Linked DNA regions of Homo sapiens: region 2 is linked to region 1. A link is a contact called in ENCODE Hi-C or POLR2A ChIA-PET data. All regions are on one chromosome and are shown on one strand. Each heading gives the region's core, a stretch centred on a gene start or an enhancer-like site at or near the end of the contact. The rest is flanking DNA. Distances are from core to core; before and after follow the strand shown.

What was found. A loop is a pair of places that touch in the nucleus more often than their neighbours do. ChIA-PET counts read pairs that join two places held with the same protein, here RNA polymerase II (POLR2A). Pooled maps may share reads with other maps.
Region 2: a loop to region 1 is called in a map of CD4-positive, alpha-beta T cell, with 15 times the contacts of the local background. The contact joins the promoter of PDCL3 here to the promoter of TMEM131 in region 1. A Hi-C loop is called at or near these places in 3 of 168 maps with a recorded cell type or tissue (CD4-positive, alpha-beta T cell, CD4-positive, alpha-beta memory T cell and naive thymus-derived CD4-positive, alpha-beta T cell), 1 of 37 single-sample maps with no recorded cell type and 12 of 50 pooled maps. POLR2A ChIA-PET finds 5 or more read pairs at or near these places in 1 of 52 experiments (CD4-positive, alpha-beta T cell).

What each region holds. Positions count from the first base shown.
Region 1 is chr2:97,993,929-97,997,458 of GRCh38, reverse strand. TMEM131 (transmembrane protein 131) reads left to right here and starts at 1,511. Exons shown (of 41, transcript NM_015348.2): 1 at 1,511-1,983. The coding sequence starts at 1,797. RefSeq lists enhancers at 802-1,081, 1,252-1,765, 3,398-3,477 and silencers at 1,302-1,551, 1,662-2,221.
Region 2 is chr2:100,561,314-100,564,843 of GRCh38, reverse strand. PDCL3 (phosducin like 3) reads right to left here and starts at 1,851. Exons shown (of 6, transcript NM_024065.5): 1 at 1,771-1,851. The coding sequence starts at 1,776. RefSeq lists a silencer at 1,525-1,864 and an enhancer at 2,310-3,106.

The sequences.
Region 1 (3,530 bases), core at 262-2,761:
TTGGCCTACCAAAGTGCTGGGATTACAGGCGTGAGCCACTGCGCCCTGCCCTAAAATTGCTTTTTAAAATCATTAGGCTAAGGTCATATTTAAATATATATTAATTTATGAATAAATTTAAGTGCTTGCTTGACACAGGGGACTACTTCATAGAGTAGATTCTGGAGTTCCTTTTGTCTTTCTGAAACCTTATTTTCCTATCTAGCTTGTTCTGAGACGTACTGTGGGCAGACTTGGCCTTACACATATATCGACTCACTCAACAAATACAGCTAAGGAAAGTAAAATGTCTCTGGGCTACAAGCTGGGAGGAAGTTACTAAGATGAGTAAAGAAGGACCCCCTCCAAGAGCTTAAATTAAGTCTTGGAGACAACAGCCATGCGCACCAAGAAGCTCAACCTAAGATGAAAAGGGCATCTAAGAGGCGCGAGATGGCTCGTGAAGGTAACAGACGTCTTAAGAATTTTTCCGGGCCCAGCACAGTGGCTCACGCCTGTGATCCCAGCACTCTGGAAGGCCGAGGAAGGCGGACTGCTTGAGCCCAGGAGTTCGAGACCTGCTCGGCCAACATAGTGAGACAGCGTTTCTTAAAAGAAAAAGAAAAATTGGCGTGGCGTGGTGGCGGGTGCCTGTAGTCCCAGACCGCACCACTGCACTCCAGCCTGGGCGGCAGAACCAGACCCTGTCTCAAAAATAAATAAATAATTAAAAAATAAAGAAAAGAAAAAAAAGAATTCTTCCTCGAGAGAGGAAGCCGGCTACTGGATATTCTAAAGAGCAGTCTGTTTGCCCCTGCCTTCTCCATCCAGAGTCACCGACGCTTTCTGCACACGAGGTGTTCCGCGCCAATGTGGGCACAAGCCAAGGCAAGAGGACTCCATCAAGCTCCTCCTGGGTACCATGATTTGGAAGACCCAAGGATGAGTTCAGCGGGCCACCATCCTCAAGGAAGCACCATCAAGAACTGAGTCAGGCCCGGGGTATTCTCGACGTCAAAGCGGTCGAGAGGTGGGGGTGCCACCAGGAAGAGTCACTGGAACGGACCTTCCGCGCTCGTCTCGCGGTCTGTATGCGCACTCACACCCCTGGAAGGCTCTACCACTGTAGGACAGAGCACGGAGGATTGCCCAGGCGCCGGAGAAGAGGTTAGCGCCCCGCAACTCCGCCCCTGCCCCGCCCACGCAACGCGGCGGCTGCGCGGCGAGGCCGCCCCGTCTCCACGTGATTGCCGACACCGCCTCCGCGAAGCAGAAGCCGCCATCATAAGTCCTGGCAGCTGGACCTGGGCCTGCCTCCCTCCTTCTCCTGCGCCAGGTAGCGGTAACGGGCTGGGGTTGTTCTGTCCTGGTTCTGTCTGGCCGTGAAGCCGCAGGCCTCCGAGAGCGGGACGAGGAGGTGGGGCCCAGGGGGCTCCGGGGCGGACAGACTGACCGCCGGACAGCCCAGGTGTCGGCACAGCGTGGGCGGTGCCCAGAGCCGCGCCCCGCCCCTCGCAGGCCAGCGCTCAGGGCTCGCGGGCCGTGCCCGTTTCCAGTATGGCCGCCCGCCGCGCCTGACCCGCGGCCTCTCCGCTCCGACTGCTTGTAGGCGATGCCCAGGCAAAGACCGTGACTGACACTCTCGCTCACACGCACGCACGGACCCAGGCCCACGCTCGGAGATCGAGCCCCGGGCTCGCAACCGTTGTCGCTCCCGGCGCCGCGGCCAGAGCCCGGACCACGGCTTCCGCGCCGCCGCCGCCTCGCCGAGAAGGGCCGCGCCGGACCTCGAGCGCGGCGGCCCCCGGCCGGCAGGGATGGGGAAGCGGGCGGGAGGAGGAGCAACCGGAGCCACCACCGCCGCCGTCTCCACGTCCGCCGGGGCCGGGCTGGAACCTGCGGCCGCCCGTAGCGGGGGCCCGCGGAGCGCGGCCGCCGGCCTCCTAGGCGCGCTGCACCTGGTGATGACCCTCGTAGTGGCTGCGGCGCGGGCCGAGAAGGAAGGTGGGTGTCCCCCGGCGGCGTCCCTGCGGCGGGGCTGTCACCCCGCTCTCGCGGAGGCCGGGAGGGCTGGGCCGGGAGGAAGGGCCGCGGCCGGGGCTCCGGCGCAAAGTTGGGCGGTCGGGTACCGTCCCGAGCCGGGACCTCGCGGCGCCCGCCGCACGGAGTGGCCTTCGCTCTCCGTGATTCCTTCCCGTGCCTTCCCCCGTCTCCTGTCACTGCCATTTCAAAACTTCCTGACTTCTCGTACGTTCTTGCCACTTGGCCCGCTAGGTAGGAGGGGCATATTTTTTGGCTTTATTGCGGCGAATAGGTACATTTTAGGACACTTCTGTTTTCTTGGTTGCGGTTGGTTGCATGCAGACAGAGCTTACTTTAAAATGTGGTAAAAATAGCGAGACACAGCTTAAAAAATTTCACTTTGAATTTGTTCAGACATTTCTTCGAGGGGAAATCTTGGTCCTGTAGCTTCCTCCTTTAGTGTCTCTGCGTTATTGATAACTTTATTATTAGACCTAAATACAATTCCATTTAACTCTTTAGTAAGCTGTTGAAAGCCTGTTTACATTTCTTATTTTAAAATACGTGATTCGGTGCCTTTATCTTTGATGTGAAAGCCTTTAAAAATAAACGTGAAGTTGCCAGCTTGCAAGCATTTATCTATAATTTACAGTTAAGGGCTGGCCCCTATTTTAAAAATCTCATTAGTATTGTACTGCTGCAAAACGGGTACTTGGACAGGGTCAAAAATTATTTTGTAATCTTGAAGACCAAATCAGTGTAATTTCATCTACACTACCTCTTTTTGAGCCAAGGGACATGTGAATGGTCACAGAGCCTTCATGAAGAATTGACTAAGTGAATAGTTTAAAAAAAAAACAAACCACGCAAAACTTGTTAGTTTAGCATTGCACATGAAACTGCCTGTACAAGAAAACAATTTCTTGCCACGGTAATTTTAGAGTTAACATTCTACTTTATGACTAAAGTCACTTGCTTTTTATTGTTGCTGAAGGTGAAAGCAAATACAAACCAAATTAGTATTAAAGTGCAAATGTGCTTCAGTATACTGTTTCTTTTATTTTTGTCCACATTACATTCCCTTATCTAACTCTCTAAGCAACCTTAGTCTGAGTTAACATTGGTGGAAATTATTCAAAGAATTGTCGTCTATAGAAAGGATTAATTGATGGAAGCAAAATTATTTCCAGAATAAAATATTGCCGCTTTAGGACTAGTCGGTCCTGGGGTTGTCATAATACATCATTGGCCACAGATCTGCAGTTAGTTGAGTGTTCTTTCTTATGTGTGATCGTGGCACCTAGCATTTTGGCCTGTAGTGGGTGTTCAGTGAACCCAAAATAGTGCAGTAATTTAATGGACATTTTTTGGGTGGGACTTCAAGTAGACCTTGGTGGGTATTGTGTCCTTGTTTTTCTGTTCCTTTGCTTACCTTGCACAGTGCCAGACACACTGGCGCTTAGCCTTTGAGTGAATGACTGTCTTCATGCGCCCTTAGCACAGGGAATTGAAATAATGGTTGAATCTAG
Region 2 (3,530 bases), core at 602-3,101, 2.6 Mb before region 1:
CTGGCCAAATCAGCCAGCATCAAAATCACAAAGGATCATTGTCACAAAGACTGATGTAAAAGTGGCTCTTAGATCTAGAACCCAGCTGCCCAAGCACCGGTTTGCATGGTGTGGCAAGAACACTGCTAATGGAGCTCAGGCTTGCTTTGGAATATGAAATCAGGAGCACTGTGAAAAGGGCACCGGGATAATCGGTCTCCAACCCCAACCCTGTGTAACAGTTCTGAGATACATCAAAAGAAAAATGAGGCCGGGCGCGGTGGCTCATGCCGATAATCCCAGCACTTTGGAAGGCCTAGGCGGGCAGATCACCAGGTCAGGAGATCGAGACAATTCTGGCTAACATGGTGAAACCTTGTCTCTACTAAAAATACAAAAAATTACCCGGGAGTGGTGACGGGCGCCTGTAGTCCCAGCTACTCAGGAGGCTGAGGCAGGAGAATGGCGTGAACTGGAGAGGCGGAGCTTGCAGTGAGCCGAGGTCGCGCCACTGCACTCCAGCCTGGGCGACAGAGCAAGACTCTGTCTCAAAAAGAAACAAACAAACAAACAAACAAAAAGAGCAGAATCCTTTCTACAGGGTGGTCAGGGAAGGCCTCAAGGGACCTGAAGGACAGGGAATGCAAAGGAGGCCAGGGCAGCCCTCAAGCTACCACTTCACCATTTAAGAGTGTCTAGGCCAGGTGCGGTGGCTCATCCTGTAATCCCAACACTTTGGGAGGCTGAGGCTGGGCAACATAGGGAGACCCCATCTGCACAAAAAATTAGCCCAGAGTGGTGGGTGCACGCCTGTGGTCCCAGCTACTCCGGAGGCTGACAAGGGAGGATGGCTTAGCCCCGGGAGGTCGAGGTTGCAGTGAGCTGTGACAGAGCCACTGCACTCCAGCCTGGGCAACAGAGCAAGACCCGGTCTCAAAAAAAAAAAAAACAGTGTCTGGCTCCTGGCAGACACGCCCTCCCCTCCAGCCCCTAATGCCTCCCTCCCCAGCAAAACCCGCACCCTCTCCTCTCCATCTGCCACTAAGCAGAGATTAGAATTTCTGACCACTGCGGGATCTTTGGACAGTGACAAAATTTAGTTGGCATAGGTTTTCACCCACAATAGTGCCCATTTCCATGGTGTTTTCATTCATTCTCCTTAGGCTTTAACCAAATTCCGCTAGTAAATTGCAGCTACAGAAAAATAATTTATTTTACCTATTTTAATAAAAAAAAAAAAAAGGACGAAACAGAGGGACCCTCGCGGGGAGCTCTGGAACCCGAGCGGTCAGATAGGGAACACGCCCCAAGCGGATCCCAGGGCTCGGGGGAAGAGGGTGTAACTAAGCCCTCACCTGGCTCTCAGTGGAGCCAGGAACACCGGCTGTGGCGCTGCTTTACGTGCGGAAGACCCCAGGCCGGACCCTCCGCTTCCTAACACCTCTGCCCAGGTGTGCCTTAGGGGAGTTCAGGAGAGGAGGTAACTTTTGTTAGGCGGGATCCGGCAAGACCTTCACAGGCCCGGGTGGGTAGAGACCGCGAGAAGACATAGTCCCGGAGGACGAGGTTTGGGGGACCCGGCACACCGAGGCGGGGACGCCCAGGCCGTGGGTCCTGGTGGGACCACGCCCGCCTCCCGCACTGCGCCTGCGCAGGGCCTGGACGCGCCGGGCCTCCCTCGTGCCTGCGGCGCCGGAGCTTCCCCCAGGGCGGGCGTCCACTGCCCGCCCGGGCCTAACGAGACAAAGGAACGGGCCGCAGCCCCCAGACCCGAGACCCGTCCTAGCTCACCTGCATCTTGTTTCCAGTTCAGTTGCTCAAACCAGCTGTGCCGCAGCGCCCCCGCCCCTCAGCTCTCTTTTGTGCACGCGCACAGCGCCGCCACGCCTCTTCCCCCAGCCCAGCCTTCGCCCCGCCCAGGGACGAGCGGCGGGGAGTAAGGGCGGAAGCAACAGCCTTGAGTCTGCGCCTGCTCTTCAAGGAACTGGCACAGAAGCGTTCGCATGCGCCAGATAGGATCTGCCTACTGTCCTGCTCGGAGTGCACTTGACCTGGTTCTAATTCTGGTGGCTGCCTTATTAGGGCTGGTCTTCAGCGGAGGAGGGGTGGGGCTGGGTGGAGGAGGAGCCCGGGGCCGTGTGCCTTTTCCAGCTGCCGGCCCAAACCTGTAAAGACGTCTCGCTCTGACTAGCCTAACAAGTCAGAAATAGAAAATTGCCTCTAGGCCGGGCGCGGTGGCACACGCCTGTGATCCCAGGCCGAGGCGGGCGGATCACTTGAGGTCAGGAGTTCGAGATCAGCCTGGCCAACATGGTGAAACCCCGTCTCTACTAAAAATACAAAAAAATTAGCCGGGCGTAGTGGTGGTTGCCTGTAATCCCAGCTACTCTGGAGGCTGAGGCAGAAGAATTGCTTGAACGGGGGAGGCGGAGCTTGCAGTGAGCTGAGATCTCTCCACTGCACTCCAGCCTGGGTTACAGAGCGAGACTCCGTCTTAAATAAATAAATAAATAAAAATGATGCAGGGTCTTCTGGAATTCACCCACGATCACTTCAGCCTTGGAAAAGGCAACTCATTAATAAGACATTGAGAGCCTGCTGTGTACCAGGCACCATTCTAGGCTCTGCAGATGCAGCAGTGAGCAAAACACTAAAACAAAGGTGAAAGTCATCTGCCGTGCCTGAGTATCAGGAGACCCATGTATGCAGGCACACAGGCACTGAGCAAAAAGCAGCAATCTGACTTGTAAAATGCAGGTATTGGGCTCCAGAGCTTCTGCCCAGGCACACTCCAAGTTTAAGAGAGCAATATTCCTACCTGGTATGGAAGGAAGCATCTTGCACACGTGGGCTAACTTGCTGCCTCCTGGCAACTAAGCGGACACAGAGAGTAGAGACCCACACACCTGTGAGATAGGCGCAGGGCTTCCAACCGTGGCTATGCATTAGAATCACCTGGAAGCCCTCAAAAACTAGGAATGTCCTGGGGCTCCATCCCCAGACAAATTAAATCCTTGGAAATGAGGCCTAGCACAGATACTTTCTTAAAGATCCTCAGGTGATGCTAAAGTGCACAGTCGTTGATATAGAGTGAATCAAATGATTGCTTGAGAGCAAGGAGTTTTTATTTAATTTATAAGGATCCTTAAGATTTTTCTCACTCATTTCAACTGAATTACAGGCCCTTTTAGGGATTTATTAATGTATCTGGCAGCACAATGTTTGTTAATGAATTTTCCTTGGGTCTTACCACCAAAATCAGGACTGGAACTAACTTTGAGTTTGATCCTGTGCTTCTTGCTCAGTCCTGCACAGCAACAGAGCAGGTGGTGTTTTGTCCTTTCCTCATCCCCAGCCTTTGCTGTTCCCTGAGGCCTGTTTTCCAGGACTCAGCTATTCTACAGTTGCTCTTCCCCACATGATCCGGTCAGAGGCATTCTAACCAAAGCCAATCCATCCTGAATAGGGGATGGGGAAAAGGAGGCTGAGACCTACTGGGTTGTATTCCCAGAAGGTTACGCATGCTTAGTCACAGAATATTTACCAAACAG